Linked DNA regions of Homo sapiens: region 1 is linked to region 2. Evidence: read pairs that join two places in POLR2A ChIA-PET (ENCODE). Cell type or tissue: B cell. All regions are shown on one strand. Region 1 overlaps PALB2 (partner and localizer of BRCA2). Region 2 overlaps GGA2 (golgi associated, gamma adaptin ear containing, ARF binding protein 2).

Evidence for each region. ChIA-PET counts read pairs that join two places held together with the same protein. Peaks named below come from ENCODE experiments on the same cell type or tissue, not always from the same donor. Only the 100,000 strongest peaks of a DNase experiment are listed, where the experiment ranks them.
Region 1: POLR2A ChIA-PET joins it to region 2 with 6 read pairs; 6 of 35 experiments call an interaction of 5 or more read pairs at or near these places.

Annotation. Positions count from the first base shown.
Region 1 is chr16:23,621,048-23,626,047 of GRCh38, forward strand. It overlaps PALB2 (partner and localizer of BRCA2), which reads right to left. Exons shown (of 13, transcript NM_024675.4): 8 at 2,962-3,047; 9 at 1,922-2,083; 10 at 315-431. Among named protein-coding and RNA genes, the nearest start is that of PALB2, 18 kb to the right of the region's middle. In B cell, no CTCF peak of the experiment used is centred here; no DNase peak of the experiment used is centred here.
Region 2 is chr16:23,494,901-23,499,900 of GRCh38, forward strand. GGA2 (golgi associated, gamma adaptin ear containing, ARF binding protein 2) reads right to left here. Exons shown (of 17, transcript NM_015044.4): 2 at 794-878. Among named protein-coding and RNA genes, the nearest start is that of GGA2, 13 kb to the right of the region's middle. In B cell, no CTCF peak of the experiment used is centred here; a DNase peak (open chromatin) is centred at 2,071; H3K27ac peaks cover 4,514 bases.

The DNA.
Region 1 (5,000 bases), 130 kb after region 2:
AAAAATACAAAAATTAGCTGGGTGTGGTGGCACATGCCTATAATCCCAGCTACTCGGGAGGCTGAGGCAGGAGAATCACTTGAATCCAGGAGGCAGAGGTTGCAGTGAGCCGAGATCATACCACTGTACTCCCACCTGGGTGATAGGAGGAGACTCTGTCTCAAAACACAACAAAAACAACAACAACAGCAACACAAAACCACAATCATGTTTACACATACTCTCTTATTTAATCTTCACAACAACCCTGTAAAATTAGAGGTATATCCTCATACTACAGATGAGGGAACTGAGGACCTAGAGGGAAAGCTTACCAAATAACAATGTTGTTCATAATAGTAGTACCAAGCAGAGCTTCTTGCATCCCTTGGACCTCAGCAAAAGTTAGTATAGTCTCCTCAGGGGGCATCAAAAATTGGTTTTCTTTGCCTCTGTAATTAAAACAGTATGAAAAGTCAGTACTTTGCACTAAAGCAGTCTCTAGGTAGCCCTTCTCCGCATTGTTGAACTGCATAATATAAACTAACCTAATATCAGGAAAAAAAAATCTAACCCAGAAAACGTGTATACTAAACTTTCTACAATGAACATATATTACTTTCATAATATCTACCTAGATATGCTGCAAGCACCTCGAATTCATTATATTCAAAATTAAACTTGTTAACTTTTTCTATAAACCTTTTGTTTCTTTCTGCATTCCTATCTCAATGAATTGCATCACCATCTAATGTCCAAGTTTCAGGGTTGGTCACCACTCAAGTGACCACCTAGACTGGGGGGAAGGAGACAAGGATAATACCCACATTTCGAGCTTGGTCACCACTCAAGTGACCAACCCTACCATGTTGATATTCTCTCCTTCCTCTCAATCTAGTCAATCACCAAGTCCCAGTAATTTTATCTTCTCATCTCTCAGAAATCTGTCTGCTTCTTCCCATCTCCACTAACATACCCCTAATTTAAGCAAACAATTATCATCTCTTGCCTAGATTACTGCAACAGATCATGAATAAATAAGCCAAAGTTCCCTGCCCTCCATTTTTAGAAGATACATGAATAATAACAATGAAATGTAATTGAAAAATAAAAATAAAGTGTAATGAGTATATAATAGAGAAGATGCTGTAAGTTCAGTTTGCAACATTTTGAATTTAAGGTGTCCCCAATACGTCTAATAAATAGGCCTGCAGGTCTAGAGCTCAAGAAAGAGCTCAGAGGTAGAAATGTATGTTTGCAAGTAGTCAGCACCAAGATGGTCAGTGAAGCAATGGACACAAGTGTGTGGAACGAGGAAAGGGTCTAGGACCTTAAGGTATTTCTATATTTTTAAAAATATTTGTGTGTGTGTGTGTGTGTGTGTTTAAGATTAGGTCTCGCTCTGCTGCCCAAGATGGAGTGTGGTGGCGTGATCACAGCTCACTGCACCCTTGAACTCCTGAGCTCAAGTGATCCTTCCACCTCAGACTCCCTAGTAGCTGGGACCACAAGGCATGCTCTGCCACACCCAGCTAATTTTTAAATTTTTTGTAAAGATGGGGCCCTGCTATGTGGCCCCAACTGGTCTTGAACTCCTGGGCTCAAACTTCTGCCTTGGCCTCCCAAAGGGCTGGGATTATGGGCATGAGCCACTGTGCCCAGCAGAGGTATTTCTAACATTTAAGGGACACACAGATTTCAAGAAGACTGAAGAACAAACTACATTTGCTGAGCCTCTCACCTTCTTTGACTTCATCCCTGACATGTCTGGCTTCCACCTCACTAACCTGCTTCTATGTCATAACCTAGTGTTGATGCGGTACATGCTTATATTACACCCCCAGCACAGAAAAACGAGATCCTAGTTACCCAACTTTCTCTGAAACCTGTGATAAAATCATTCTTCATCTAATAGTTAAAAATCAATCAATGCTTTTCTTACCCTCCATCTTCTGCAAACGTCATGACTTCTACTTGTTGATCAGAAAGGGTCCCACTGCTACTAACTAGCCTCCTCTTTGTCAGGCCAAGCACAGCTTTTATATTTCCAGACTTCAGTAGTACTTGCTTTTCACTTTCATCATCAGAGGAACAAAACAATGCCCTAAGCCAAATATAAGGAAAAATGGGGTGATGTGAGGAGTAACCTTTTAATATTAAAGGACTAGGTTCACTTTTTTTTTTTTTTTTTTTTTGAGACAGAGTCTTGCTCTGTCGCCTAGGCTGGAGTGCAGTGGCACAATCTTGGCTCACTGCAACTCTGCCTCCCAGGTTCAAGCGACTGTCCTGCCTCAGCCTCCTGAGTAGCTGGGATTATAGGTGCGCACCACCACACCTGGCTAATTTTTCTGTATTTTTGTAGAGACGGGGTTTCACCATGTTGGTCAGGCTGGTCTCGAACTCCTGACCTCGTGATCCACCTGCCTCGGCCTCCCAAAGTGCTGGGATTACAGGTGTGAGCCACCATACCCGGCCTTTTTTTTTTTTTTTTTTTTTTTTTTTTGAGACAAAGTCTCACTCTGTCATCCAGAAGGAATGCAGTGGTGGCACGATCTTAGCTCACTGCAACCTCTGTTTCCCGGGTTCAGGCAATTCTCCTGCCTCAGCCTCCTGAGTAGCTGGGATTATAGGCACCCGCAGGTGCTATACACCAGGCTAATTTTTGTATTTTCAGTAGAGACACAGTTTCACCATGTTGGCCAGGCTGGTCTCAAACTCCTGACCTCAGTTGATCCACCTTCCTTGGCCTCCCAAAGTGCTGGGATTACAGGCGTGAGCCACTGCGCCCAGCCTAGGTTCACATTTTAAATAGAAACTTCAGTCAGGGATGTCATTCTATTGATTTTTTTTTAAACAAATCTCTCTCTCTTTAGATCTTTCAGATTCTTTCAAGACTCAAGCCTAGGTTATTACCTGCACTTAAAACCAGCTGACAGAGACAAAGATGAAGGAAAAACAAATCACTCCTTGGGAATTACATACCTGATCTCTCTGATTTCCAAATTTCCCAAAGCTACACACACGAGATTATACACATCAGGCACTGGAACTATCTGTAATACTGGAACCTAAATAAAACAAAGCAGCCAAAAATTATGCTTGGTTGTTTCATTTTTGTTTAATCCAGATTTTCCAAAATTTATCACATTCTTTTGTATTCTCACTGTACAAGGATAATTTTCATCATTTGAAGGCTCAGAAAACTCTTTTTATTAGCTGTAAATCTAAATAAACTATATGCATAATAGCATAATAGTGCTTACTGAGCATTTACCTAATGCAAGGTATAATTCTAACAATAGGGGAATAATTGGGTATATTTTGGCATGTGAATGTAAAGAATATTTATGCAGCCATTTAAAAGTATATCTATGTTCACTGAACAAATATTTATTGGGCACCTCTGTGTAAAGCACAGTGTTAGATGTTGTATATATTTGGAGAGCAAGAATGAGGTATATTCAAGTATGAAGACTCTACAGGAACAAGGAAATTTTTTTTTTTGAGTCGGAGTTTCACTCTTGTTGCCCAGCCTTGAGTGCAATGGCACAATCTCAGCTCATTGCAACTTCCACCTCCTGGGTTCAAGCGATTCTCCTGCCTCAGCCTCCTGAGTAGCTGGGATTACAGGCATTCGCCACCACACCTGGCTAATTTTATTTTTAGGAGAGACGGGGTTTCACCATGTTGGTCAGGCTGGTCTTGAACTCCTGACCTCAGGTGATCCACCCACCTCAGCCTCTCAAAGTGTTGGGATTACAGGCGTGAGCCACCTCGCCTGGCCAGAAAAATGTTTATATGTATGGTGAGAAAAGACAGATCTAAAAATTTTAAGCACACTAAGATTGCAAGCTTGTAAGATGTATATGATGGTGGGAAAAGACCAGAAGGAAATACATGTAGAAAAGAAGCAAAATAATGCCTTGGTGAAGGGCAAGGAGTACAAATATCAGCAAGTGTCAAAGTCAGAATAGACATAAAATTCTAAGCTCCTCCAACAGGTCTAGTGTAAAAACCCGTCTCTAGGCTGGGTGTAGAGCTCATGCCTGTAACCCCAGCACTTTGGGAAGCCGAGGCGAGTGGATCACTTGAGGTCAGGAGTTAGAGACCATCCTGGCCAACATGGTAAAACCCCATCTCTACTGAAAATACAAAAATTAGCTGGGCGTGGTGGTGGGCGCCTGTAGTCCCAGCTACTCGGGAGGCTGAGGCAGGAGAATTGCTTGAACCCGGGAAGCGGAGATTGCAGTAAGCCAAGATCGCCCCACTGCACTCCAGCCTGGGCAACAGAGTATGACTCTCTCTCCAAAAACAAACAAACAAACAAAAAACCCATATCTAGATAAACCTGTGATGGGCTGGGCATGGTGGTTCACACCTGTAATCCCCAGCACTCTGGGAGGCTGAGGCAGGCGGATGGCTTAAGCCCAGGAGTTCAAGACCAGCCCAGGCGACATGGCAAAACCCTGTCTGCATAAAAAATATAGGCCAGGTGTGGTAGCTCACACCTGTAATCCCAGCACTTTGCGAGGCTGAGGCAGGCGGATTGCCTGAGGTCAGGAGTTCAAGAACAGCCTGGGCAACATGGCAAAATCCCGTCTCTACTAAAAATACAAAAAAATTAGCCAGGCATGGTGGTGGGCACCTGTAATCCCAGCTACTCAGGAGGCTGAGGCACAAGAATCCCTTGAACCTGGGCGGCAGAGGTTGACAGTGAGCCGAGATCATGCCACTGCACTCCAGCCTGGGTGACAGAGCAGGACTCCATCTCAATAAAAAGAAGAAGAAAAAAATACAATAAAAAATTAGCCAGACATGGTGGTGCATGCCTGTGGTCCCAGCTACTTGGGAGGGTGAGGTGAGAGGATTACTGAGCCTGGGGAGGTTGAAACTGCAGTGAGCCGTGATCATGCCACTGCACTCCAGCCTGCATGACAGAGTGAGACCCTGTCTCAAACAAACAAACAAAAATTTGTGATAAAGCGAACAAAGCAGGATGTTAATGGTAGAGTCTAGAATGG
Region 2 (5,000 bases):
GTGAAGCCCCATCTCTACTAAAAAAATACAAAAAATTAGCCAGGCATGGAGGCACGCGCCTGTAATCCCAGCTACTTGGGAGGCTGAGGCAGGAGAACCACTTGAACCCGGGAGGTGGAGGTTGCAGTGAGCTGAGATCGTGCCCTTGCACTCCAGTCTTGAGACACTCTGTCTCAGGAAAAAAAAAAAAAGAAAAGAAAAGAAAACAAAACAAAAACAAAACATCTGGATGACTCACTTGATTCTGATTCTTCAGGTCCTATCCAGATGCTGTGGAAACAGAATTCAATAAAACCTTCCCCTTTTCCTTTTTCTTAAAATTACATTTAAATGGTGGAGAATACACAGATCTCTTTTAATTAGGTAACGTGTCTATAGTCTATCAGTAACATTCAGAGTTCTCCTCAGCATTAGTGTTTTATAACAGTATTTAAAATTAATAACTGCCAGTTGCAAGTGAGCTATCCTGTGTTTTTTTTCCCCCACATGAATTTGCTAATTTTAGAAAAATAATGTTCTCAGGATTATAGGGGAAAATGAGAGAATGAATGCCAGCCTGACTGCATTTCTATTTTTTTGAGACAGAGTCTCTCACTCTGTCACCCAGGCAGGTCTCAAACTCCTGGGCTCAAGCAATCCTCCTGCCTTGGTCTCCCAAACTGTTGGGATTATAGGCATGAGCCACCGATCCTTGCCTAGAGAGCTTAACCCTAAAACAGTCTTGAGAGACAAAGGCCTACACTCAGTGTGGGGTGCCCCCAGAGTCAACTATGTGTGTGAGAAGTTACCTTACCCATTGGGGTCAGTGTTCACCTGCTCACAGAAATTCTGGATAGCTGACCAATCCTGTTCCGACATGCTTGGGTCTGTGGCTTTGTCTGTCAAATAAATAATAAAGTTAGAGAGTACATAATAGGAAGAAATTTACACCCCTCCCCATACACATGGTGGCCAAGAGCTGTCTTATCACAGATCTACAGGATCAGACCAGTGGGCAGACAGCTGGAAGGAGAGGAATTGTGCCTGCGCTGCCTACCACCACCCAGCACAGCATTGGGCACATGGTATGCCCTTACTGAATATTTGCTGATTGAATGAACCAGCAAATTAACAAGCTGGCTGGGCACAGTGGCTCATGCCTGTAATCCCGGCATTTTGGGAGGCCGAGGTGGGGGGAATCATTTGAGGTCAGAAGTTTGAGACTAGCCTGACCAACATGATGAAACCCCATCTCTACTAAAAATACAAAAAAATTAGCCAGGCATGGTGATCCATGCCTGTAATCCCAGCTACTTGGGAGGCTGAGGCAGGAGAATCGCTTGAACTTGGGAGGTGGAGGTTGCAGTGAGCCAAGATTGCGCCACTGCACTCCAGCCCAGGAGACAGAGGGAGACTCTGTCTCAAAAAAAAAAAAAAAAAAAAAAAAATTAACTGACAAGTTATTCCCCTGAAAGCGGCTCCACTTTTAGTGCAGAGGTTGGCCCGGGTGTTGGCTTCACACTCGAGTTGGGATGCCCCCACCTGGCCTGTGACAAGCGGAGACAGAAGAGAGGCCACCTGGAAGTGTCTCAGCTGTGTGACAGGAAGACAAGAACACACCACCAGAAGGAATACCATCTTGACCGTTCATAAAACTTCCAGTGGCAGCATGGTGGCTCACACCTGTAATCCCAGCACTTCATGGGGCTGAGGTGCATCGCTTGAGCCCAGGAGTTTGAGACCAGCATGGGCAACATGGGGAAATCACATGCCTACTAAAATTTTAAAAAATTAAGACCAGGCGCGATGGCTCACGCCTGTAATCCCAGCACTTTGGGAAGCCGAGGCAGGTAGATCACTTGAGTTCAGGAGTTTGAGACCAGCCTTGCCAACATGGTGAAACCCTGTGTCTACTAAAAATACAAAAAATTAGCTGGGCGTGGTGGAGTGTTCCTGTAATCCCAGCTACTCAGGTGGCTAAGGCAGGAAAATTGCCTGAACCCAGGAGGTGGAGGTTGCAGTGAGCTGAGATGGCACCACTGTACTCAGCCTGGGCAACAGAGCGAGACTCCATCTAAAAAAAAAAAAAAAAAATTAGCTGGGCGTGGTGGCATGTGACTGTAGTCACAGCTACTCAGGAAGCTGAAGTGGAAAGACTGCGGCTGCAGTGAGCCAAGATCATGCCACTGCACTCCAACCTGGGTGGGAGAGCAAGATCCTGCCTCAAAAACAAAAAAAAAAAACAACCACCCTTCCAACTCCCCTCTGGCCATCTGGTCCTGGCCTGCCCAGCCTCTCTGATGAGAAACCGTACTGGTTCTGACAGAGCAGCTCTTTTAGGCTCTGGAAATGAGGCGTTGCTTCTCGGGGCAGTACTTCTGACATTATTATCCTCCTGGCCCGAGTGTCCACTCTGTTCCTCTCAGTGCCCTATCCATATTCTTCCAGACCCATCTGAATTTCCAGCTCCTGCAGAAAACTTCCTCCCGCTGCGCCAACCCCACTGCTTCTCCCTCTGATTACTCAACACAGCACAGTCCGAGTTGAATTTTTCCTGACTGCAGTCACATTTATGTCACGTGGAAGTCATGTGTCTAGATAGGGAGGGTCAACGGACAGGTAATCACCATCTTCCTGCCCACTGACTCCATTCTAAGTGAAGAGAGAACACAAGGGCGAGGGAAGGATCAGTGATTGATTCCTATATTCTCCTCCCCACCCCCGCAAAGCTCTCTCCCATGTTCCGTATCTTAAAATCCTATCTACCCTTGAGTCCCAAGTCACATTCCACCCTAAAGACTTCTCTGACCTTTTTATCTCCCGTCCCCATAAAACAAAAGCTGTCTCCTCCTCCTCTGAACAGATATTTTATCTGCCCCTTCTCCGATAGGGATCTCCAGCTACACCCATTAGTCACATGTACTTGGACTCGCTGAGCCTCAGTTTCCTCAACTATAAAATAAAGAAAATAGGGCCAGGTGCTGCAGCTCATGCCTATGATCCCAGCACTCTGGGAAGCCAAGGCAGGAGGACCGCTTGAGCCTAGGAGGTTGAGACCAGCCTGAGCAACATAACGAGACCCAATCTCCACAGAAATTTTTAAAAAAAATTAGTCAGAAGGCTGGGCGCAGTGGCTCATGCCTTAATCCTAGCACTTTGGGAGGCCGAGGAGGGTGGATTGCCTGAACTCAGGAGTTGGAGGCCAGCCTGGGCAACACGGTGAAATCCCGTCTCTACCAAAATACAAATAATTAGCTGGGCGTGGCAGCGTGCATCTATAATCCCAGCTACTCAGTAGGGTGAGGCAGGAGAATCGCTTGAACCCGGGAGGCAGAGGTTGCAGTGAGCTGAGATCGTGACACTGCACTCCAGCCTGGGTGACAAGGTGAGACTCTGTCTCCAAAAAAAAAAAAAGCCAGGCATGGTGGCACACACCTGCAGTCCTAGCTACTCAGGAGCATCACTTGAGCCCAGGAGGTGGAGGCTACAGTGAGCTATGATTGTGCAACTGCACTCCAGCCTGGGGGGACAAAATGAGACCCCGTCTCAAAAATAATAATAAAAACAGTCTGGGCACAGTGTCTCATGCCTGTAATCCCAGCACTTTGGAGGCCAAGGTAGGAGGATCGCCTGAACCCAGGACTTCGTGACAAGCCTGGGCAACATAGTGAGGCCCCATCTCTACAAATATGTTTACAAAAAATAAAACAAGGAAAATAGTACCTTCCTCATGGGACTGTCATGTGATTTAAAGGGGAAGGGTCTAAAATGCTTAGTACAGCAGCATGCAGTAAGAGGTCTACAAAGGATAATTGTTTATTATTACGTACAGTCTCTGGCTTTTACTGTAATATGTAGACATGTCTTGTCCTACCTAAAGAGAATGAAACCTTAAGGGCAGAAGCCATATCTTCCCTACAGTGCCTTACCCATACGTACAACATAGAAACTCATCAAATAAATTATTTAAAGCAGTGATTCTCAGCGATTATGTGTCTGAATCACCTAAAGTCTACACCATTTAAGCTTCTGTTTCAGTTCACTACAAGGTCAAGGTTGACACCTCAAAAGAATTCTGACTTCAGCATGTGACTGGACCTGGAGGGAGAGAAGAGCAGAGGCAGGAAGAGAACAGGGGGAGGCAGGGAGAGAACAGGAGAGGCAGAGAACAGGAGGCATGGCCCAAGCTCCCCTCACAGAATCCAGAGCCTTCTCACTCCTCCCTGGCTGCCAAGTGAAAGAGACACAGCACTGACGGGCACCACCTTTTTTTTTTTTTTTTTGATATGGAGTCTCGCTCTGTCACCCGGGCTGGTGTGCAGCGGCACAATCTCGGCTCGCTGCAACCTCCGCCTCCCGGGTTCAAGCGATTCTCCGGCCTCAGCCTCTAGAGTAGCTAGGATCACAGGTGCCCACCAACATGACTGGCTAATTTTTTGTATTTTCAGTAGAGATGGGGTTTCACTATATTGGCCAGGCTAGTCTCGAACTACTGACCTCGTGATCCGTCCACCTCAGCCTCCCAAAGTAGTGGGATTACAGGTGTGAGCTACCACACCCGGCCGGCACCAGCTTTCTTTAAGAAAGAAAAAACCTCTCTGAGGTTAAATTACGTTCCAAACCCTTAACCAAGGCCAAGCAGCAATACAATCCACAAAATGTAAGGAGGTTTCTTTCTTATTTGCTAGAGCTTGTATCATGAGGACTCAATCAAGATTTATTGGTAATCCCAGAACTTTGAGAGGCCGAGGCGGGAAGATCCCGAGTAGGGACGGGGTTTCACCATGTTAGCCAGGATGGTCTCGATCTCCTGACCTCGTGATCCGCCCGCCTCGGCCCCCCAAAGTGTTAGGATTACAGATGTGAGCCACTGTGCCCGGCTCAGTTTTCTTTTACATAAGCCTCTTCATTTGTTGAAACCATAAGACCTTCCTCACAGTGTAGAAACCTGAAAGCTCCCAGCAGCCAGCAATGAATGAAAGGTAGGGGTGGGGCCGCTGGCAGGGCGGGGCCTGGTGAAC